2 separate regions of the Homo sapiens genome follow, and region 1 is linked to region 2. A link is a loop called in an ENCODE intact Hi-C map of the cell type or tissue named here. Cell type or tissue: Caco-2. All regions are shown on one strand. Each heading gives the region's core, and the rest is flanking DNA. Links, peaks and the distances in the headings are about the cores only.

Region 1 (12,306 bases), core at 2,420-10,419, 72 kb before region 2:
CTGGAGTTAGGCACAGAGAAAACAGGCAAGGCACATTCCTTCCCTCTTGGGCTCTGACACCGAGTGTCTCTCCCCAGCAGGTCATGAGGGCCAGCACCCTGGAAGTGTGTGAAAGAAGTCTTTTTCAAGTTAGTAGGTAAGGGAGTAGAGTGTGTCTTGCCATGATCTGGCCTTGGAGTTGAATCTCAGCTTTGACATTCACAAGAAATGGAAACCAGGGGAAGATAGACAAGATTTTTAGAGGTTCTGTTTCCTCATTTGCAATCAGGGCAATGATTCCTACTTCATGAGGCCATTGCCAGGATTAAAGAAGATAATATATAAAAAGTTGGCAATGCAGAGAAGGTGCTAGACACTGCTATTTCTCTTTCCTCCTTAGAGCTTCAGACTTAAGATGACTGGCATCTCCAGGAGCATTTCCCATCTGACTTGCAATACAAGTGCACAATAGAGAGGGCCATTTGGCCACATGGTGACTTATGGCCTTGCTGGATACCTGGCCCTGGAAGATTTCCTGACAGTAGCTCAAGTTGCTTTCTTTGGCAACACTTTCCTTATTTCCCCACAACAGATTTACTTTGAGAAGAAGCCTTTATAAGGAACTCAAGGCCTCTGTTACTATGATCTTTTTGTTCTCTCTGAGTGGAATGTGCATGTTGGTTTCTGCTTGCTTTGTATCTCTTCCTTGCCTTAAGTTCTTCAATTCTGGTGTACAACAAAGATATTCAATGCACAGTTTATTAGAGTATGTATGTATTCATTCAATTCATTCATTCTTCATTTTTCTATATCTATGTCTTGCTCACCAGACAGAGGCTAACATGGCACGTTTGCAGGGATGGGATATGGAGGATGGGGTCGGGGAGGCCTCGGGTGCTGGGGGTGCCCTCTGCTGGGATGATTGTCTACACCTGCAGTAAAGAGCAACCCATGCCAAGTGTGGCTCCCTGACTCCAGTAGGAACAAGATGCCCTTTCAGAGGTGCCTTCCTGTGGCCAGGCCCTCAGCCTCGGAGCAGGTGGGTTGAGGCTGGCCTTGGAGACAGGACAGTTTTCTTCAGCTGAGTTGAGGAAGGGCCCAGGCTGCACTGAGTAAACCACATGCGTGTCTGAGTGTGAAGGCCATTCTGAGATGTGTGCTGAGGCTGGTCTGGCCCAGCTGTGTGACAGCCCAGTTACTATGATCATGAAAAATGTGTTTATTCTCACATGCAGTACCCACTGTGCATACATCCACATAACCACCTGCCCAGAGCCCTGCAACTGCAGAGCTGGTGAGCCACCAGTGGTCACTTCGACAGCACCATCATAATAAAAATGGGGAAGCTGAGACCCAGAGCGTGGAGTTCACAAGTCCAAGATCACTCTGAGAGCTGAACACAGGGCCTCACAGGCCCCTGCTGCCCCCTCTCCCATCATACTCAGTCCTGCTCCCTGGACACAACCTCTCTCAATTCTCTAGCTATTTCTTCTACTGTTCATTTTTTGTTTCCCTGAATTACAAGTTTTGACGGCTGCTTCTTAACTTATCAGTTTTTGGCAATTATCTACTGACTTCTCATCAGGTTGACGTGGACTCAGCTCGCCTATTTCCTGCCCCCATCTCATTTCAGTCTCCTCATCCACCCAGGTCCTCTCAACTTAATTAAAAACATTGTTCACTGCGGGTCAAGTTGGTGCTATAATTGCATTTTCCTTCTTGTACATCTTTTCATTTTCCTAGAATTAAAAATTGCACATTGCTTTTTCATTTGCATAGTTTATGATGTGCCTGCTATTGTGTTTCCCTGCCATCAGATCTGTCGTAACCTTGGCAGATGGGTTTTCCCAAACGGGGAGCTGCATTTTCAGCCATGTCTTAGACCAGTTCTATTCCCAGGGTGTTCCGTCCTCACCAGTCTGGTTGGAGGCACAAATGGGGTTACACTGCCAGGAGCCGTCTGCATGGCTTACACAGGCCTGGACCTCCCTCCTTAGTCCAGGCACTCCTGGGAGTTCCAGGGTGTCTCTCCCACGTGCTCACAAGCGACTCTGCTTCTGGCCATTTTCTGCTGTGTGGCTGCCTCTGCCAGAGCCTCCTGCTTCTCTGCTTCTTCCAGCTCTCACCATAATAGCCTCTCCTACCAGGGGCCGTAGGTTTCTGCCAGGTACCCTGCTTAGTGCTCTGAGGGCCTCCTGATGCTGGCCGGCACTGCAGTGCACTGTAGCACGATGGCATGGGTGCTGCCTCTGCTGCTGGCTCCCAGGGCTATATGATACTGACACTGGGACTGGGCCCACCATTGCCCTGGATTGTAGGGACATTCCATGTCGGTTGGTCCGGGACAAGGCTTTCTCTTTGTGTTCCCATCCCCATCAATGTTGTCCAAGTCCCCACCATTTGTTCACAGGGGTTTACACTGATTTGAGGCTGTTGGCTGCAGGATGGAGTTGATGAGGGCGTTGCCCTCCAGCACAGCTTGTGCTTGGTCCCTTTCACTGGGGGCCCCGATCCTTTTGCATCCTGGTCTTTCTTCCTCTCCCCACTGCAAAGACTTTTCTCCTTCCTCACTTTCCTTTTCTGTCCCTGTCACCAAATAAAAGCACTTGCCCTGGTAAAAACACATTGCAGGTCATGTTTTACCTAGGTCAGTATCTGTGTCTTGGAGTCTTGTTTCAGCTTGGGGTGGCCCAGGGCACCTGTGAGAAGGGAGAGGAAGTACACAGAAAACAAATCCATTCATACTTGGAGTCTAACCTGCCTCCTCAGGACAAACTAGGTGCTGCCCACGCCTGGGTCTTTGCGTTTTTAAGGGAAAGGCTGCTGCTACCTGATTTAATTTTTGTTCCCTTTAGGAATTGGCTGGCCTGAGGACAGATTCCTCAGTGTCTTTGTGATCACCCCTCTTGGGTCCCTGGGCACCGTCTCTGTTCCTGGGTCAAGCTTGTTCTGCCTGGTTCCCTCTCTGCCCAGGAGGAGCCCCTGTTCCTCTGTTCACTGTCTTCAAAATAGGTCTGGATGCAGCTTAGGCTCAAGCTGAGTGATAGGGTTTGGCTGTGTCCCCACCCAAAATCTCATCACAGGTCAAGGGCGGGACCAGGTGGAGGTAATTGAATCATAGGTGTGGTCTCCTCCATGCTCTTCTCATCTCACGAGAGTCTGATGGCTTTATAAGCATCTGGCATTTCCCCTGCTTGCCCTCGTTCTGACCTGCTGCCCCGTGAAGAAGGTGCCTGCCTCTTCTTTGCCTTCCGCCATGATTGTAAGTTTTCTGAGGCCTCTCCAGCAATGCGGAACTGTCAGTCAGTTAAACCTCTTTTCTTTATAAATTACCCAGTCTCGGGTATTTCTTCATAGCAGTGTGAGAACGGACTAATACACTCAGACCTGGCACTCTTGATTTAAATGAGATATGATTTTGAATGATTTTGGTATGTTTTAATGAAATTATACTATTTTCAATACAAAATGTATTAAAACTGAAAATATGATTGATTTTATAAATCTTTGGTAAACTATATAAATAAGTTCACATTTCAGAACTGACTCCCCTCCCTCCCTCCCTTCTTTACTTCCTTCCCTCCCTCTTTCCTTCCTTCCCTCCTTCCTTCCTCTTTTTATCCTTTTTAAAAAAATTAATAGCATTTTGGTTCAGAGAAATGGCCACTTTACCTGTAGAGGGACACCTGCAGCACCCATCCCAGTTGTGGCTTGATTGATCAGCCCTCCCTCTCCAGCTAGGAATCCACTGCAGCTGCGGAGTCTCTGCTCTTTGCCTCCAGAGAAGCTGCATCAAGCAGATGGATGGGCACTTTCCAGCTTTAGAGGAAATTCACTTCAGCAACCCCAGAGCAGTTTGAGAAACAAATGTGTCTGTTGTAAACATCTCACACAGTCATAAACTGCAGCCTCTCTTTAGAGCCCCACAGAGACATGACCCTGCCCTTCCCTGACCCCTGCACTGTGGTTTATGAGTAGTTTTCTCTGCAAGGGGGAATTGGTGACTCTCTATCAAGGATGAAGAGAAGCAGAAATCCAAGCAGGGACCTTGCAGGGGCCTCAGGCAGGTCCTGCCAGACTGTGCAATGTAGACGATTCAATTCCACTTGGTCCAATGACCAGCACTGTGCCTGGAACTGTGGTGAGAAGCCAGATGTGTGGGTTCATGCCAGGCTCTGCCCTCTGTGAGTGTGAGTCCACATCCAGGCCCATGATTTTATTATAAAATCATGCTTCCTGTCTGACCTCCATGTAGGCTAAAGTCCTGTTTCATTGAGCAGCAACTGACTTTATTATACTAAGATGATAGATTAGTTTGCCAGGGCTGCCATAACAAAACACCACAGACTAGGTGGTTTAAATAACAAATTTATTTTCTCATGGGTCTGGAGACTGGAAGTCTGTGATCAAGATGTCAGCAGGGTTGGTTTCTCCTGGGGCCTCTGTTGGCCTGCAGAAGCCCTTCTCCCTGTGTCCTCACATGGTTCTCTCTGTGCACACACACCCCTGGTGTCTCTGTGTGCTCACATTTCCTCCTCTTTTAAGACACTAGTCATATTGGATTAAGGCACATCCTAATGGCCTCATTTTAACTTAATCACCTCTTTAAATGCCTCATCTCCACATATCCACATATTAAAACATATGAAACATGAATTCAGCCCATAACAGATAAGAAAGAATAGGCTTAGAGGGAACAAGGAGCAAAAAAGAGGAAAAAATAACATTTATTAAGTGAAATAGAATAGACCTGGGCATTTCAGGTATAATAACTGTGAATAAATATGTGTTAAATATGTGAATATTATTGATTTTACTCCTGAGAGTTAAAATATGTGAATATTATTGATTTTACTCCTCTGAGAGTTACTGTTATGTAGGAATTTGTTATTTTGCTGGGGCTTTGATTTGAGTCTCACACTCTTCGAATCCCATGGGTAGGAGGGTTCGGGAACTGTCCAGAACCCTCATCTCAAAAGGGCTCAGTGCTTATATACACCCTGTCCAGAGGAAATGGTATGTTCTAGCAACATCTGAGCGCTTGAGAACATCTACAGACACCCGGGGCCACCATGCTGTGAGCCCAGCACCTGGCTCTATCTAGGCAGGTGTGCAATAACCTAGGTCGGCACTTTCTCTTGTTCATAACAGCCCTGCACCATCCTGATAGATGGGGAAACTGAGGCTCAAAGAGTTTAAAGAATTAGCATCCCTAAGCAAGGAGTGACATGAGAGTGACCTGGGAGAAGTCAGAGCCCTGAGAATCAGAACAAAGACAAGTAATGCAGATAAATAAATGAACAATCCTGCTACTGATTGATCCTGTGAAATGTCCAGATGCGGAGACCAGTGCCCACGGCACAAGCTTTCTTTGGAAGGCGAAGATCTCCCCTTCCTGCTGGCCAGGGTTAGGGTTGGAGGAACTTGAGGGGGACCAGGGGAGGTGGCCTCAGGGAAGCCCAGGGTTGCTGGTGCCATCGCCAAAGAGGAGACTTTCGGTCTGTCCAGCAGGTGGCGCCGCGCAGCTGAGTATCCGAGGAGAGCAGGCTGAGGCTGGAGAAACCGTCTGCCCTAGGCTTCTTCCCAAATTGCATGTCCCCAGCAGGGGACTCTGCACTGCTAGGGCTCCTGTCCAGCACGGCATCTTCTCTCCGGGGGACTGGGAAACAGGGTGTTTGTCCTCACCTAGAAAACGGCCTCTACGCACACATCTGCTGGAGAGAATAAAGCTGCCGCGTGGCCCTGGGCTTGCTGGCAGGCAGGGGTGGCTGGTGGGCAAGGCTGGGGCCAGCCAGAATGCTCTGCTCCCAAGCAGCCTGGAACTCTCCCTGGAACAGGGCGAAAGCCCCCTAGTAGCCAAAAAAGGAAGATTCTCCCTGGAAACCTGGGCCTGTTCCCCAGCAGCTGGTCAGTTTCATTTGCTCCAAAGCTGCCCCTGAGATGTGGAAGTCTTGGGATAAACCAATTAATTGTAAACATTTTCTTAAATATTCCTGTTTGGACTTGAATTGGTATGTCTAAGGTCTTTCCTGTCCTGATAGTCATCCCTTTGTACGGTAGCATGTCAGCCATAGTGTGGCAGTTGCAGGTACAGGGGCTGGATCTGAATCTAGACACTTCTATGACTTGCTGTGTGATACAGTGAGTTTCTTAACCTCTCTGTGTCTCAGAGCCCTCTTCAGTAAGATGGAGATGGTAACAATTCTTATCTCATGGGTTTACTGTAAGGATTAACTTAATAAATATAAAGCACTTAGGGACAGCGTCTGACAGGCAGTTATTAGAGCTAAGTGGTTGTTATTACCATCAGCTGAGCATACAGCAATTTTCTCAACTAAGTCACGTCACACTAATGCAGGGCATGCAGTAGATTTCCAATAATGCCGAATGGGATTTAAATGGGGGAAAGAGCTTCTAGCAGGGAGTGAGGAGTGGGGCAGCCTATATTGGTGGATGGAGGGCACCAATCAAGGGCCACAGGGATACCCATCCCCTTCCCAGAGAGAGAGAGCTGCTCTTTACGCCACCAGGCCTGAAACTCCAGGCAATTTGGAAGGGCCAATGTGTCGGGGAGAAGAAAGGGAGAGATGTGAGTGCTGTGGCTTCAGCTGGGGGTGCCAGTGGCAGACTGGGCTACGCGTCGGGATCCGTGCAAGGGAAATAGGAATAGAGTCTAGCTCCAAGGGAAGGACAGGCAGGAACCATGCCACCCAGGAGCACAGCCAACCACCAGCCTGGGGGGAAAACCAGGGACCAAAGGCCAGAGCTGGCCAGGAGTCAGGTCCCACACAGAGAGGGCAGGGAAAGAGGCTCAGCTGGACACTGGAGGCTCCAGTCCCCGTAGTCACCCCTGAACACCTGACAGACTTGGGAAGAGCCATGGGCCAGGGCGGGGCTGACAGACACACTGCAGCAACCTCTGTGGGCTGCAGCTGCCACATAGGTAGGTGCCTCCTGGAGGCCCCATCTAAAGCCAAGGGTCATCCCTTTAATGGCTGGATCCTGAGCAGGGAGTAGGGAGGGGCTTGGCAGCCAGGCCAGCAGGTAGGTGGATTGGGGCAGTGACTTTTTGTCAGCCAGCTTGGAAGTATTTCATCAATTTCACAACCAGCATATCTGTGTCCATGTGCCCGGCTGGGCCCCAGCCCTAGTCTTTTTTCCACCCTGTAGTCACCTGATTTGCATTGGTCTGAGGGAGCTGAGAGGTGGGCAGCTGGGGAGGCTGGCACTGAATGACATCCGCATATTACTGCATTCCCACTGTGGTGGGATGTGTCTCCAGAAACGGCAGAGCCCTGGCAGTGAAGAGTAGCCCTGCACTAGACTGCCTGAATTTGAGTCATGATTCCACCACTCCAAGCTGCGTGACCTTGGGCAAGTGACTTGCCTTCTCTGTGTCTCAAATTCCTGCTTCCTGTTTTCTAAACCGAAAACAAAATTAGTACCTTTCTCACAAGATGCTATGAGAATTAACTGAGCAATGTGTGCAATACATTTGGAACAGTTACTTATACCTATAGTATTTAGAACTATTCAAAAAGCAGTAACTTTTTTCATTAAGCACACGTTAATTTTGCATCATCTTCCAAAGTACATAGTTCCTGGCCTTAAGGACACATATGTATTTGGGAGGGAACTGTGAACTCTGCCTCTGTGGAGTACGAGCAGATGAACCCAGGGATCAGAGAGGGAAGGGGTTGACCCAGGCCACAAGGAGGATCAATGGCAGAACAAGGGAGGATCCAGGCCTCCTGAGGCATGTCAGAGTCTTCATGGGTGTAATGTTTGATATGGGCAACCTGCTTTCTTTTCTTCCCTTCCTCCATCTAAGCTGATGCTTGGACTCTGATCTCCAGGGATGAGGAAGAGCTGACAGTGGAAATAGCAAGTCTTTATGGATTTACTTTCCAAGGTCTTAGCCTCAAAGGAGAGAAGGAATTTGAGGCAGACAAGATGAGCAACTGGGACAAACCTGCAGGAAGGATTTCCCCTGAGACTAGAGGGATCTGAGGCGAAAGTGGGAGGACTGTGTAGAACTTGGTTGTGGGCCAGCACCGGCTGCCGCTTGGTCCCCATGCCTGTGTTTTGTCATGAACTGCATTTCTGCAGGCCCAGCATTCTCTGTGGCTATTTTTTGCTGCAGAGATTCAGGCCACGGAGGAGGCTTTTTGTCTGTACACCCTCAGCAATGAATGGCCACAGCAGCTGCCTGTTACAAATGCCTTCCTCTTTCTGAGCTGCTGGCGTGTGAAGGGTTTTATAGGCGGCCTTGCTTCAGATGGAAATAGAACAGCTCTGAACTTGCTACCTATTACCTAGAAGTCATTTTCTGTAGTTATTCCCTTTGTGGCACCATCAAGCATGCACACCAGTAGCTGTCGAGGGTTTGGATATTTAACCAGCTCGTGTTCACACGCATGTGGGTTTCGCCTGTGCCTCTGTGAGACCTCTGGCTAGTACCCATGTGTGTTGGATCTCATGTGGCCTGTTCTCATTATTGGTATTGTCATTACACTTGAGACTGTGTGAGGGGCCGGGGTCCCAGTGCAGTCACCTCAGGACCCAGAGCTGACCTGAACAGAACTTCAGTTTTTCCTCCCCCAAGGGGACCCAGAGCTGACCTGAACAGAACTTCAGTCTTTCCTCCCGCAAGCTCATACATTACTATTTGTCACCCACAACTCAGCATGCATATTTTAACCAGTCCATTTTGGAATCCTTAAGAGGGAAAGAACATGACAGCACTGGACTGAACAGGAAGACAGGTCCCTGGTGAGATGGAGTGAGGGTGATGGGTGAGGGTACATCAGGTCCCTGAGGAGCCTGGAGGGGAAGGGGGCAGGGCCACCAAAATCAGATTTCTTGGATTACACTGCAGAGGTGACTGAGGAGTCTCCCAACACTTTACAGGGAAGTAGGAAAAATCCAGGCTGTAAAACTTTCTTTCAAAACATTTTGGAGGTTACTTTCCTTCTCTGTTTGTTTTCAAGTGCGTAACAGTGATCAGTTCCTTGCTTAACCTTCCTTTATCTGTCATCTTAGGACCAAGGTTGGCTGGGGGGCTGGTGTGTCAGTTAACAGGCAACATGCACAGAGCTGCCTGCCTGGCGCTGGGCCCCGGGTAGCTCCATTCTCAAAGACGTTGGACAGAAGCCCTGCGCAGAAGATGGTGCTGATGCCATTGGAATGGTCCTGCTCCCGGGTCACAGAAATGAGGTGGAGGAGGTATGGGGAGGAAAGATAGTGTCAAGCCCCTGTTGGTTGCTGTAGCAACATTCTGTAATGACTGGAGATCAGTTGCAACAGTCTAAATTTTATTTGCTTTTATTTTCTCTTTGGGAGTAGCATCATGGCTAAAAATAAGAACAGCAGAAACCCACCGCTGGGCTGGTTGGTGCAGCTCCGGTGCCTTCCCGAGTCTGGCAGGTCCACAGCAGAGGACAGAGAAACGGGGGTCTTTCAAGCCAGTGTGGTGAGAGACAGGATGGGAAAGAGCCATGTGGAGTTGGTGGGGGCACCCCTGCCAAGCTAGTTAGCCTGTTTTGTAGCCTTGTAATTTGACAGCCTGGTTTCTCCAAGGAGCGAAAAATCAATAGCGCTATCCACACACACTCAGCTTCTGACCACTTTAACTTCCATAAAGAGGCATCGAGGAAATATTGAGTTAGAGGTGAGGCACAGAAATTCTGCTGTGGTGGAGTTCTTGTGGGCCGGAAGGTAGCTCCTTCAGGGTAGCCTTTTAGCATTTGTTAGCTGCTGTTTCTTTCATTTCTTTTAATTTTTGAATATGCAAATTCCCCAGCATATACAGATGTAAGGAGAATAGTATTCTGTACACTGGAGCCAGCTCATTTAGGATGCTTGGAAAAAAAAGTGGAAGACCAAAATCTCTGCATCTAGGCAGAGAAAAAATGCTCCACCTTTGATGGAGTTATTTCTGACACACTGTGAGATCTCCTGGTTCATCCCAGTGCTACTGCACTAAAATCCTGAGTTAACCTTTAAAAAGAAGAAAGTCCTGCTGCTTGCGACAACATGGATGAACCTGGAGGGCATTATGTTAAGTGAAATAAGCCAGACACAGAAAGACAAATACTGCATAATCTCACTTATAGGTAGAATCTGAAATAGTCGAACTCATAGAGTCAGGGAGTAGAATGGTGGTTGGGAGGTGGGGAAAATGGAGAGATGTTGGTCAAAGAGTATGAACTTTCAGTTTTGCAAGATGAATAAATTCTGGAGATTTCGTGTACTGCACGGAGACTGTAGTTCACAATACTGTATTGTATACCTGAAATTTACCAAGAGTATAGACCTTAAGTGTTCTCGTCACACACACACACACACACACACACACACACACACACACGGTAACTATGTGAGGTGATGGACAAGTTAATTAGTTTGATTGTGGTAATCATTTCACAATGGAGATGTGTATCAAAATATCAAGTTGTATATCTAGACACAATTTTTATTTGCCAATTATACCTCAATAAAAACTCTAAAAAACATGAAAAGCGGTCATCTATTTTACCACAATTAAAAGAAAAATCACCTTTTGAGAAAAGGCTACCTTGGGCAGAGGAGATAGCAGGGCATGAGGAGGCCATGGATGGAGGCTTGGACCCTGGTGGCAGCTGGAGTGGAGAGAGGTGGAGGAAGTTTTGAAATATTCTGAAGTCATTGCTGGCAGGATTTACTGGGAGATTAGATACAGTTTGTGATGAGATTTATATATAATATTAGAAGAATGATGTCATGTAACTAGCATGACCATTAAGATATAAATAATAACTATAAAGTATGAACCTATAATTTATTCAAATATTGAATCCCTCTCATTTTACCACACTGCATTTTTTTTTTTAGACTGAATCTTGCTCTTTCGCCCAGGCTGGAGTGAAATGGCGCAATCTCAGCTCACTGCAACCTCCACCTTCTGGGTTCAAGTGATTCTTCTGCCTCAGCCTCCCAAGTAGCTGGGATTACAGGCATCTGCCACCACGCCCAGCTAATTTTTGTATTTTTAGTAGAGACGGGGTTTTGTCATGTTGGCCAGGCTGGTCTCTAACTCCTGAGCTCAGGTGATCAGCCTGCCTCAGCCTCCCAAAGTGCTGGGATTACAGGCGTGAGCCACCGTGCCTGGCCTCATACTCTGCATTTTCCAAAATGTTTTCTTTTATCAGCTCACTGAGTCCTCAAGCCCCCGACCCCCACCCAGAAAAAGGTTACATAGTCGTTTGAACTTTCAACATGAGACAACTGAAGCTCAGAAAGATGACAGTTTCCCCAAGGCGACTTAACCTCTTTCCAGTTCATTTTTGGGGATCTTGTTGCGTGGCAGAGGTAACGGTCAGATGTGAAGCCTGAGGCCACATTTGCCTGTCATTGTCTTCTCGCAGTCTCCCCACTAGAGCACCAGGGCTTCTGAACACAGCCTCTGTCTCACTGTCTTCGGGCACGGTGCTCACAACACTGTTGTAAGAGAAGTTTCCCTGCTCTCTTAACTCTCCCTGGTGCAATACTGGAGGGATCAGAAATGGTAACCATTATTTAAAAAAAAAAAAAAAAAAAAAAAAAAAAGAAGATGGTGGTGAGGATGAGGAGGAAAGGGAACACTTATACGTGGTTGGTGGGAATGTAAATTAGTACAATCTCTATGGAAAACAGTGTGGATATTTCTCAAAGAACTGAAAATAGAACTACCATTTGACCCTTAAATCTCACTGCTGGGTATTTACCCAAAGGAAAAGAAATAATTATATCACAAAGACACCTGCACTTGTATGTTTATCATAGCTATATTCACAGTAGCAAAGATATGGAATCAACCTAACTGTCCATCTGGATGACTGGATAAGGAAAATGTGGTATATATACACAAATGTGGTGTATATACACCATGGAATACTATACAGCCATGAAAAAGAATGAAATCATGTATTTTGCAGCAACATGGATGGAACTGGAGGCCATTATCTTAAGTGAAACAACTCAGAAAGTCAAATACCAATGTCCTCCCTTATAAGTGGGAGCTAAATAATGTGTACATGATATACACACACATAGATTTACAGATATATATAAAGAAATAGCCACATAATGTTGGGTGGGGGATAGTTGAAGCAAGATACGCCATAAGTTGGTGAGGTGATAATTGTGAGTGATGGGTTTATGATACTATTCTCTTTACATTTGTATAGGCTGGGAAATTTCTGTATTCAAAAATTAAATGAAAAGAAACAGCAGCTAACAAGTTAGAAAATAGGAGAGTGAGAAGAGAGAAGCTTTGTACCAGCAAGAAACCCTGGAAGAGGAAGAGGA
Region 2 (12,306 bases), core at 2,066-10,065:
TTATCAAACATAATTTAGAAAACTCAAAGAGAAGAAATGTCTGTTGTGTTTACCCATTTATTTTCTTATTAACTTCTTTCTTCCTGAAGTGCCAAGTTGCCTTCTTTTAATATTTCTTTTCTATTTAGATAACTTAATTTAGCCATTCTTTTGGGGCAGGTCTGCTACTGAGAAATTTTCTTAGTATTCCTTCTTCTGAGAATGGCTTGATTCTCCTTCATTCCTGAAATCAATTTTCACTGGAGACAGAATTCTGGGCTGATGATTCTTTATTCTCAGCAATATTAAATACTGTGCCCCTTCCTTTTGGCATCCGTGGTTTCTCAGGAGAAATCTGCTCTCTTTGAAATTGTTTTCCCCTTTAGGTAAAGTGTTGTTTCTCTCACTGCTCTTTTTTCTCTGTCTTCTGAAGTTTGACTATCTGTATCTTGATGGAGATTTGCTAGATTTATTCTCTTTGGGATACATTTAACTTCTTTAAATCTGTATGTTTATGTCTTTTGCCAAATATGGGAAGTTTTTAGCCAAAAGACAATAAAAATTTTCTACTCTTTAATTCAGCAATATTTCTTTCAGAATTTCATTCTGAGAAATTGATTGCTAATGTGTAAAAATTTGTTTATAGATGTAAACACTTACCATTATTTTTATACTGTCAGGAAACTGGAAAATTGTAAATGGTCCAAAACAATGGATTGGATAATGAGTCATTGCTCATTAATTAACTTTTACTTTCTAACGATTGTATAAATCATTAACTGGGATGTAGAATAATAATAATAAATAATGACATACAAATGATCAAAATATTTGGAATTTTAGCCCTACTAATATCTAGTAATTTTCAGTAATACTATGTGTATTTTCAGCCAATAACTTATTTATAATTCAGTTTTCTTATCTGTAAGATGGGGATGATGATAGAACTACTTCATAAGATTTTTGTGAGAAATTAGTGAGTTAATACACATCAAGAACTTTGAACAGTGCCTGGCACAGAGTAAATGACATACAAAGGTCAACTATTATTGCAATTACCATTATTACTGAAAAGTACTGAAAGTTGCATATCAAGCTGTTTACAATAGTTAGAATGATTTAGAGTTACGATTTCAAGGTGTTTCTTTTTGTGCTTATGTTTTTTAAGGTTTTCAAACAATATTAATAAAAGATTTTCAAGTAAAACATGCATAATAAACCAAAATTTAAGAGAAATATTGATAGATAGCATAAAATTGTGTATATATGTATATATATATATATATATATATATGCATGTAAGTTGGCAAAATGAGACAAAATCCTAGTTACACGTGAACACCAATGGCTGACTCAGCAATCTTTATCATGCTTCCCTAGCCCCACCTATTTTTTTGGATGAATGTTTGTGCATAGTTATAGACAGTGTGCATATTCATGCTGCCTTTTCATAGAATGCAATACATATTTTAATGTGAGAAAGCATACACATGCTATTTTACATTATAAAATAGTAATTTATAAAGTGGATGTAACCTACATAGCACAAATCACATGGATATGCTCCTATTACTGTAATCTTTGAATACTTCCAACTTGAGCTACTATAATTATCTTATCCTTTTAGCTCTTTTTGTATTTTATATTACTACAAAAATGGGAAGTAGCCTAACTGTAACACTTAAAAACATAGCTGTGAAATTTATTGCCAATTTTGTTTTCCCGGAAGTCTCTACCAGTGTATACTGCCTGTAGAAAAAGTAGAAGACTACTGGTTTTCACATCTGCTAATGGTTTTGTCACATCTGCTAAGAGAATTGAACATCTTTTCTTAATCTTTTGCTAATTATTAGAAGAAAACCAGGAGCTTGCTATTTACATTTCTTTGTTTCTCGTAAGGCTGAACTTTTTCCCAACATGTTAGTTACAGGTTGTATTTTCTCTTTTGTAAATCTCCTGCTGATACCCATTTACCTTAATGTTTTTCATATCTATTGGCGCACACTCTTTGTTTAATAAGGTTATTTACCCTTGTCACATATCCTGCAAACATTATTTCAGTTTGCTGTTTGTGTTTATATTTTAGTTACTTTTTATGTTCAGAGGTTTTAATTTTTTTGTAGTCAAATCCTTCAATATTGTCCTTTGTAACACAGAAAACACAAGAACTGTATTACTGCTAGGTTGAGAAAATAATCTTTCTTTCAGGGCTTAAAAAAATTTGTCATTCTGTTTTCTTGTTTTTCATTGATTTTTTTGAGAAAATATTGAACTCTTTAATCTATTTGAAATTTACCTTGATGAACTGAGAGAGGTGATGGGCAGTCCCACTCCACTCTGACCTACCCAGACCTTCCTTAGAGTGCTATTTTTATTCCATTCTAGATTTACTAGCCCACATTTGGAGGAAAATGCCTAGGATGACAAAAAGGAATGCAGCCCATGTGTTATGAGAAATGGCCTGAAGACCATAAGTTGAATGGCAGCTGTTTAAAACCCTTATGATATTTGTCAGCATGTGCAGTAGTTAAGAAGCTCTGGGGGGCACAGGGACCTGGATTCAGGTCCCAGCCTCACCACTTACGGGTATGTGTTTTCTGTTTTGTAACTCTGCTGCTCCTTAAAAACATTCAGAGAAATGGGTAACAGCAGCAGATTTACAAACGAAAAAATACATAGGATAAGATGCAGATCCATGTTAAGCTTCAATTTCTTCATCTGTTAAATGAGAATAATAATACCCACCTCATGGTTATTATATGAAGATTAAATGGGAAAATACAGGTAAGCATTTAGGAAGACACATGGTTCAGAGAAGGCACTCAATAAATACTGGTTGTCAGTGTCATTAATTTTGGTGTTTATTTTGTTTTGTGCTAGCCCAAAGAGTAAAGGATGCAGAATGACAAATTCTAGCCTCTGTGAGGCAGGATTTGCTGATTTGCTGCGTTGTTTAAGGAGATAATGGCTCTTTTTCATGGGACAGTTTCAGGCAATGGCTGGGACAGGGCTGAGGCTTTCTGCGAATGGCTGGGCCACATGTTTTTCACAACCCCCCATGCTGTCACACTCTGAGCCCTGTGGAAGTTTGTGAAAGACTTGCTTCTTCCTGTCCCTGCCTTCCCTTGGCAGATTAGCTCAGAGATATAAATGAAATTGAGGCTTAGAACAGCCAGTGCAGAGTATTAAATGCTAATTAGCTTGTCAACACCACAGATGATTTTGAAGAGAGGGAGATATGATGCAACATACACTTTGGGAGGAAATGCATAGGAGATTGCCTGGGAGGGTGGAGATTTGAGGCAGAGAGAGATTTAAAGGAGGTTTGTCCACTGGGAGAGATGGGAAGCCCTCAATATTGGGGGTGGGTATTGGTTGGTGGGGGTGCAAAGAGAGGAAGGGCAGAGTTGGTGACTTGGGTCAGATTCAAGACACAATGAAGAGGAGAGCTGACAGGATTTGACCACTTTTACCTCTGTGTTGTCAAAGAGAAACAAAGCTGGACATTAGTTAAAAGTGATAAAAACTACTTTATTCAGTAAAACTGACAATAGCGGGAAGAGCTGAGCTCTGTTCAAATTTGTACAGAGGCGACTGGGCTATTTAAAGGGAGAATGAGGGAACAGGGAGTGGGAGCAAGCAAGGGCTCAGTAGTGTCAGGGAAGTGAAAAAAAAGGGCTAAGAGGGTTAGTCAGTGTAAATATGATGAGGCCAGCTGTGTTTGCTTGCTGGAAATTACTGAAGTTAGGATTCTATCCTCCTCCAGAGACTGGGGGACAGAAGCTCCATTTTTCTTGATAATTACATTTCAAAGAAATAGTTTTCAGGTCCTTGAGAAGGACACACTTAAGTTACAGGAGATACAGATGCTCTTCAACTTACTTTGGTGTTTTGTCTCAATAAACCCATTGTAAATTGAAAATATTATAAGTCAAAAATACACTTAATACACCTTACAAAACATCATAGCTTAGCCCAATCAACCTTAAGTGTGCTCAGAAGACTTACATTAGCCTACCATTGGGTGAAATCATCTAACACAAGGCCTATTTTATAATAAAGTGTTGAATATCTCACGTAATTTATTGAATGCTGTACTGAAAGTGAAGAACAGAATGGTTGCACCATTCTGAAGTACAGTTTCTCTGAATGTGTATCACCTTCACACCATTGCCAAGCCAAAAAATCACAGATTGAACCATCGTAGGTCGCGGACCATCTGTATCTCAAAGGGACAGAGGGAGGATTTACAATTGTAAGCTATTTTTTTTTAGTAAATGCTCCAGTAAAGTGGGAGTATCAGTGGCCTATCATCAGGTGTTGGCTAGATCAAAAGGTAAATTCTTTTGACAGCCTTGAGCAAGTCTTCAGATAGGAACTCAAAGCAGTGCTGGGTCGACCTAGGGATTGGCTTAGGCAAGCAGAAGCCAAGCCAGCATTGTTGGCCAAGTCTCAGTGCAGGGGTGGGAGCCCTCAGCTCTCTGTGCAGGGCATAGGACATTACAGAGAGGTAAAGAATTGGAGTGCTGGATGCTATTCCTTGTTCTGCAATTCATGAATAGGAAAAACATTGCTTCTCTTTTATTGTGGTGATCAAAAGGGATAATATATGTAAAATTACTTGGACAATAGAAATATTTTTAATACTGAGAACCATAGTTGGAGAACTTGGCTCCCTCTCCTGTCATGAATTAATGTAGCAGCATAAATGGCCAGATCCTTCTAGGGAGGAACCCTGAAGGCGAGACTGCCAGACCTCCTTTTTCATTCCCTTTGTAAAGTGCTTGCTTACAACTGATGCTTCATGCTTGTTTCCTTGTTTTTTTTGTTTTTTTCTTTTCTCTTTGGACTTGCTTTTTCTGCTTAAGGCACTGCAACCCAAAATCCATTGCCAGCAGGGAAAATGCTTTAAAAGGAATGCTAAGTATGTTCAAAGTGTGACAAAGATTATTTTTTGATTTTAAAGGCTTTTTGGGTATTATTATATTAAAAAAGAAAGATGGAATTTGATAATTCTTACTACTTTTCTGCCCTGTATCCATGAGATATGTTACTTGGAAAATATTCAGTCCTCTGAAAAAGGCTGTGACATCATTTCTTACTTTATAGGACTGATGGAAATATTCAAATGACGTACTAGTTTATCAACTTGAAACCTTAATTAACGTAAAACACTTTTTGAATTTGGTTGAAAACACTAGGTAAAGTTTCCTTTTTACCTTATGTGTACTTAATCTCTCCCCAGCGCGGTAGTTGCTAAAGCGTCTTGCAGGGAGTGCTAAGGAATAATGTCTTGTTATTATAATGCTTTCATCTTTTCAAAGTGCCTTTCGTTATCTCATTTGATCCTCACAACCAACTGTGGAACTTGTTAGGGCGAGGGCTAGCATGCCAGATGCACGGATGAGGAAACTGAAGCCCAGGAATGCGTGACTGAGTGGTGGAGATAAAGACAGGGGCTGGATCTCCTGTCTGTTAATTGGAGGTGCCACAAAGTACCGCAGACCTGGTCCCACAGCTAGCAGTTTTTGAATAGACCATGGCAGGGATGGAGCATTGTACATCTAGTAGGAATTCATAATTAAGCTCTACATGTCCAGTCAAATGCTTGGGGAAGCCTTATTTTGGGGTTAAATTGAGATTACTGTTCAATGTGTTGTTGAATATCCCATATAGAAAAATTTTGGAAGGTTTAAAACTAAGAACAGTTTCTTTTGATATCAGGATGTTTCATTTTTTCAAAAAAATAGTCTATTAAAATATTTAAATACCATATGATTTACACACTAAAAGTGTACAATTTATTTTTTTTTACTATATTCACATATATGTACAACTATCACCACAGTGCCCTTTTTTTAAAAATATATATATATATTTTTAGAGACAAGGTTCTGCTTTGTCACCCAGGCTGGAGTGCAGTGATACGATCATGGCTCACCGCAGCCTCAACCTCCCAGGCTCAAGCAATCCTCCCACCTCAGCCCATCACCCCAACCCCAACCAAGTAGCTGGGACCACAGGCACGCACCACTATGACTGAGTAATGTTTAAATTTTTCATAGAGATGGGGTCTTGCCATGTTGCCAGGCTTGTCTCAAACTCCTGTCATCAAGCAATCCTCCTTCCTTGGCCTCCCAAGGCACTGGGATTACAGGCATGAACCACTGTGCCCAGCCTCACAGAACACTTTAGAATACTTTCATCATGTCAAAAAGAAACTCTCTACCCTTTAGTTATCACCCTTGTATTCCCCATCTACCCCAACACTAAGCTAGAACTAATCTACTTTATGTGTTTGTAGATTTCCCTGTACTAGATTTTCATAGGAATGAAATTGTATAATATGTGGACTTTAGTGAGGGGATTCTTTCACTTAGCATAATGTTTACAAGGTTCATCTAAGATGTAACATGTGTCAGTGTTTCCTTCCTTTTTATGGCTGAATAATATTCTAGTGTATGGTATATCTTTATTAGTTGGTGGACATTTGGGTTGGTTCTACCTTTTGGCTATTGTGAATAATACTGCTTTTCATATTTCTGTACACAGTTTTGTGTGCACATATGTTCTCATTTCTCTTGGCTAAATACTTTGGAGTGAAATTACTGGGTCATATAACAACTTTATGTTTGAGGAGCTGCTAGATTGTTTTCCAAAGTGTCTTCACCATTTTACATCCCCACTAGCAGTGTGTAAGTGTTCCCATTTCTCAACATTCTTGCAAGCACTTGTTATCATATAACATTTTGATTGAGCCATCCTAGGAGTTATGAAGTCGTATCTCATGGTGGTTTTAACTTTTACTTCCTTGAGGACTGATGTGAGCATCTTTTCATGTGCTTATTGGTTATTTGTATATCTTCTCTGAAAAAAAAAGTCTAGTCAGATCCTTTGCCCATTATTTAGCTAGACTGTTTGCTTTTGAGATGTGAGAGTTTAAAGAATGTATTCCAGAGATAAGTCTCTTAGACATGTGATTTGCAAATATTTTCTCCCATTCTGTGGGTTTTCGTGTGGTGTCCTTTGAAGCACATGGTTTAAAATTTTGTGGAAAGCTACTTTACTTCCTTTTGTTGCTCATGCTTTGGATGCCATATGTAAAAATCCATTGCCAAGCCCAAGGTCATGAAGACATACAATTTACTCCTGTGTTTTCCCCTAAGAGTTTTATAGTTTGAACTCTTACATTTAAATGTTTGATCCATTTTGAGTTAATACTGTATATGGTGTGAAGGAAGAGCCCAGGTTAATTTTTGTGTATGTGAATATCCATTTGTCCCAGCACTATGTGTTGAAAAGTCTATTCTTTCCTCTTTGAATGGTTTTAGCACTCTTGTTGAAATCAGTTGACTATAGATGTATGGTTTTATTTCTGGACTGACAGTTCTATTCCTTTGATTCATGTCTATCTTTATGCCAGTACCACAATATCTTGATTACCATTCTTTTGTAGAAAGTTTTGCCTGTAATCCCAGCACTTTGGGAGGCTGAGGTGGGTGGATGACAAGGTCAAGAGATCGAGACCATCCTGGCCAAGATGGTAAACCCCGTCTCTACTAAAAACACAAAAATTGGCCAGGCGCAGTGGCTCACGCCTGTAATCCCAGCACTTTGGGAGGCTGAGGTGGGCGGATCACCTGAGGTTGGGAGTTTGAGACCAGCCTGACCAACATGGAGAAACCCCATCTCTACTAAAAATACAAAATTAGTCAGGTGTGATGGTGCATGCCTGTAATCCCAGCTACTCGGGAGGCTGAGGCAGGAGAATCACTTGAACCGGGGAGGCGGAGATTGCAGTGAGCCAAGATCACACCATTGCACTCCAGCCTGTGCAACAAGAGCAAAACTCCATCTAAAAAACAAAACAAAACAAAACCCACAAAAATTAACTGGGCATGGTGGTGCATACCTGCAGTCGCAGCTACTCGGGAGGCTGAGGCAGGAGAATCGCTTGAACCTGGGAGGCAGAGGTTGCAGTGAGCCGAGATCGCGCCACTGTACTCCAGCCTGGCGACAGAGCAAGATTCTGACTCAAAAAAAAAAAAAAAAAGAAAAAGAAAAAAGTTTGAAATCAGAAAGTATGAATCCTTTTTTTTTTTTATTTTCAGGACTATTTAACTATTCTTGGTTCCTTAAGTTCTATATGAATTTGATAATCAGCTAACTAATCTCCACAAAGAATTCAGTTGGGATTCTGGTAGTGATTACACTGAATCTCTGTATCAATTTAGGGAGTATTGGCATCATGTTGTCTTCTGATGCATGAAGATGTGATGTTTTTCCACTTATTTAATGTCAGTAATGTTTTGTAGTCTTCAGAGTTTTGAACTTCTTTTGTTAAATTTATTTCGAAGTATTTTATTCTTATTGATGTTATTTTGAATGGAATTGTTTTCTTAATTTCATTTTTAGGTTGCTCATTTGCAAATGTACAAAATACAATTGTATAATTGATTTCTGTATATTGATCTTATATCTTGCAACCTTGCTAAACTTGTTTATTATAGTATTTTTTTAATGGATTCCTTAGCATTTTCTATTTATAACATCAGATAATGTCATCTGAGAGCAGAGATAGTTTTACTTCTTCCTTTCATACCTGGATGTCTTTTCTTTTTCTTTCCTAATTGGCCTGACTAGAACCTCTAGTACAATGTTGAACAGAAGTAGTAAGAGCAGACATCCTTGTCTTGTTCCTGCTCTTAGAGGGGAAAACATCCAGTTTTTCATCAGTGAACATGATGTTAACTACTGGTTTTTCAGAAGCCCTTCATTATGTTGAGACAATTCCCTTCTATTCCTAGTTTATTAGTTTTTATTATGAATGGGCATCAGATATTGTCAAATCTTTTTTTTCATTTATTGGAATGATTAGATAATTTTATTTTTTATTGTATTGATATAATGTATTAAATTAATTTTCAGATGTTGAATCAACCTTGCATTCCTGGGATAAATTCCACATGGTAATGGAATATAATCCTTTTAATATGCTTCTGGATCTGATTTATTAGTATTTTGTTGGGACATTTTACATCTATATTTATAAGAGATATTAGTCTATAGTTTTCTTGTCATTTTTTTCCACCTGGTTTTGGTATCAGGTTAATACTGGCCTCATAAAATAATCTGGGAAGTGCTCTCTGCTGCTTTTTGGAAGAGTTTGTGAAAAATTAGTATAAATTCTTCTGTAAATATTTGGCAGAATTCGCCAGTGAAGCCGTATGGGTTTGGGCTTTTCTTTGTGGATAGGTTTTTTGTTGTTGTTTTGTTTTTGACTTTACTAAACATGAAAGCACACATGAATGTTTTCTGTGGAGTAGGACTAAAGGACATCAGGGGAGGAGAAAGGGATACTTGGGAAGAGAATCACACAACAAGGACCTATCTTCACAAAAAGGGCTCAATATTGATTTCCAGGGAGGAACAGGGAATGGTCAGCTCAAATTTGGTGATAACATCAGGATGAAGGACTCCAAGCTTCCTGACATTTTGACTCCTGGCAAAGATCTCTGTGCATTGCCCAGGGAAGAAAGCGGTTCCTTTTGATGATTTGATCACATATCCCCCTTTATTTTCAACAGGAGGTACATTGCACAGCTGTGTAATTCCGTCCAGATGCATATGGATGACCTTAAACCCAGGATTCTTGTCGTAATAAACAGCAAAGAGATGCCCATAGTTTTTTGTACCTACATCTCTGCTAGAATCTTTTATTACAATGTTAGAGATTTCAAATAGTTTTAGAGGAAGGAGCATCTTCTGATTTGTTTCTATGGTCTTCAGAGCACCAAGAAGGGTAATGAATGCTGCGCGTAATTGAGCTGTTTTAGTTTTACTTATGTGGACTGCTTTTGTTGCAGAGATAATCCAAAACAAGTTTATCAGAAATATCCTCTTGGAGCAGAGAGCAAAGATGAGTGCTTCAGTGAATCCATGTCTACCATGGATTCAGCTACCATGTCATGTCTGATAAATTTTTTGAGCTTATTAAGAGGAAATTGATTAGCTGTGGTGTTTATGGGAGAGTCATCTGAATATTGTTATATCCATAAGCAATAGCTGCATCTTCTACAATATCACATGCATGGATAATGTCAGCTGTGGTCAGAGGGATTTTATTCTCAGTGTGATTCCCATTGCCGATGACTTTGGACTTCAAATACATCCTGGTCAGAAGCTAGGCAAGATTTTCTGGAGTTTCTCTGATTTCTTTTTTTTTTTTTTTTTGTTAACGAAATCAGCTTTCACTATATCTTTTTGAACAATTTTTAATTAAAAATATTTTTATAAAGATGGGATCTCACTATGTTGCCCAGGCTGGTCTTGAACCCCTGGACTCAAGCGATCTTCCCACCTCAGCTTCCCAAAGTGCTGGGATTACAGGTGTGAGCTACCATGCCCAGCCTCACTATCTCCTTTTGGTAAGCTAGTTTTGGAAAAGTATATGCTTTTCCATTAGGAAAATTACCTCAGTTGCTTCGATTGTAAATTGGTTCTCAATATAGTCACTGAAAATGGTGTCAAGATAATATCAAGAACTCTTTTTGCCTTAGTAAAGTCACTTCCTGTGCATTTGATAAATACCTTTCTAGTATTTAATTTTGGAGTCATCCTCATTGGTGATGGAAGGCATTGAAAGGACGACACCCTTGCTATCATAGATAACTGGGTACAGGGGTTTATTTCCAATGACATGTTAATAGTGTTTAAGGTGGTTGTCAGTCTTGTACATGTTCATCGGCTCACAGACTGTATACTCCTTGGCCTTATTTAGGGCTTGCACTTGATATCTAAAGGACACTTTGCACAGTACAAGTAAATGGGTGACAAAGTGTCCAATGGGTTCCAGTAGCAACCAATGCTCTTTTCCAGCAAATATCCTGATGCAATTTCTCCTGATGTTCAATGAAGCTGTCATATTGATCTTTAGTAAGCTTTAGATTTTGGAGAACTGCTGCTACTGTAAAGGGCATACCTTAACTATCTTTTCTGTGATAATCAATTTCTGGATTTTTCCATTAGGCATTACCTGTTTATATGCCAGAGCCTTTATCCTTTCTTTGAAGACCTGAAGTCCTCAAATCAATCCTTCCAGATACATGAAGTCATATCTATTGACAGAGATGTCAATTTTGCAAAGAACATTAGAAGTCCCTTCTGCCTTTACATTATCTTGTTCATTACTTATTTCCTTCTCAAAAGTAATGTCATCAACTTCCAGACCAAATTGAAAACATAGTTCATCAAATTCTTCATCAGTGTAGGCCTGGCCCAGGGTTTGGAAGAACAGAAGGTGCTTCTTTGTGGGTAGTTTTTTGATTACTGATTCAATCTCTTTACTTATTACAAGTCTATTTATATAATCTCTTTCTTCTTGAGTCAGTTTCAGTAGTTTGCATCTTTTAAAATATCTGTCCATCTCATCTAATTTATCTGATTTGTTGGCATACATTGTTCATAGTATTCCTTTATAGTCTTTTTTATTTCTGTTAGGTCATTTAATGTCCCTCTTTTGTTTTTGTTGTTATTAATTTGAGTCTTTTCTTTTTCCCTTGGCCAATCTAGCTTAAGTTTGCTATTTTTGTTGATCTTTTCAAGGAATTGGCTTTTGTTTTCATTGATTTTCTCTGTTGTTTTCCAATTCTCTGTTTCATTAACTTCTGCTCTAATCTTTGTTTCCTTCAATCTGCCTGCTTAAACTTACTTTGCTCTTCTTTTTCCAGTATCTTACATTGGAAAGTTAGGTTATCGATTTGGGATCTTCTTCTTCTTTTTTTTTTTTTTTTCTTAATTTAGGCACAGACTTGCCTTTGTTACAGAATTTCCTTAGGTTTTCTTGAATAGATGTGTTTTCATTTGCTGCTTGCTATCAGGCCCACTTCCAGGGGCTTCAAATTCTGTGTGTGTATACAATTTCAATAGTTTCACTAAGGAACAGGTCAGCTGAGCTCCTCATGTGGTCATGCCAGAAGTTGATCTCATGCTCCCTTTTTGTTAGAGGACTTTAGGGGAGATAGAGTGTTGACTTTGTGGACACTACCAGAGGTAGGACAGAGTCAAAGGAGAGTGTACTTGAAGGAAGGTAGGCAGTAGATGTGAAGACCCGGGGCACTGGACATGAAGGAGGGGTAAACATTTTCAGTGCAAATCTGAAGGTGGAATTTGGAATAATGGATGTAGGTTTAAGCTAAACATCAGGATGAACTTTTCAAAAACTGGAATTCTGTCAGTGCATAAAACTGTCCCATGTTTGGGCACCTGTATGCTCTCGGAGATCATCCACATTGTCAAGGACACTGTGGAAAAGATTTTCTCACTGGT

The links. A loop is a pair of places that touch in the nucleus more often than their neighbours do. Peaks named below come from ENCODE experiments on the same cell type or tissue, not always from the same donor. Only the 100,000 strongest peaks of a DNase experiment are listed, where the experiment ranks them.
Region 1: it touches region 2 in a loop (3.0-fold over the local background); 3 of 110 quality-filtered maps call a loop at or near these places.

Annotation. Positions count from the first base shown.
Region 1 is chr10:80,694,206-80,706,511 of GRCh38, forward strand. No RefSeq gene overlaps it. Among named protein-coding and RNA genes, the nearest start is that of LINC02655, 51 kb to the left of the region's middle. RefSeq lists enhancers at 5,210-5,735, 5,542-5,801. In Caco-2, for the core only: a CTCF peak has its summit at 5,533 (motif pointing right); a DNase peak (open chromatin) is centred at 5,526.
Region 2 is chr10:80,766,793-80,779,098 of GRCh38, forward strand. It overlaps the pseudogene FARSBP1. Among named protein-coding and RNA genes, the nearest start is that of LINC02655, 120 kb to the left of the region's middle. In Caco-2, for the core only: no CTCF peak of the experiment used is centred there; DNase peaks (open chromatin) are centred at 4,389 and 5,389.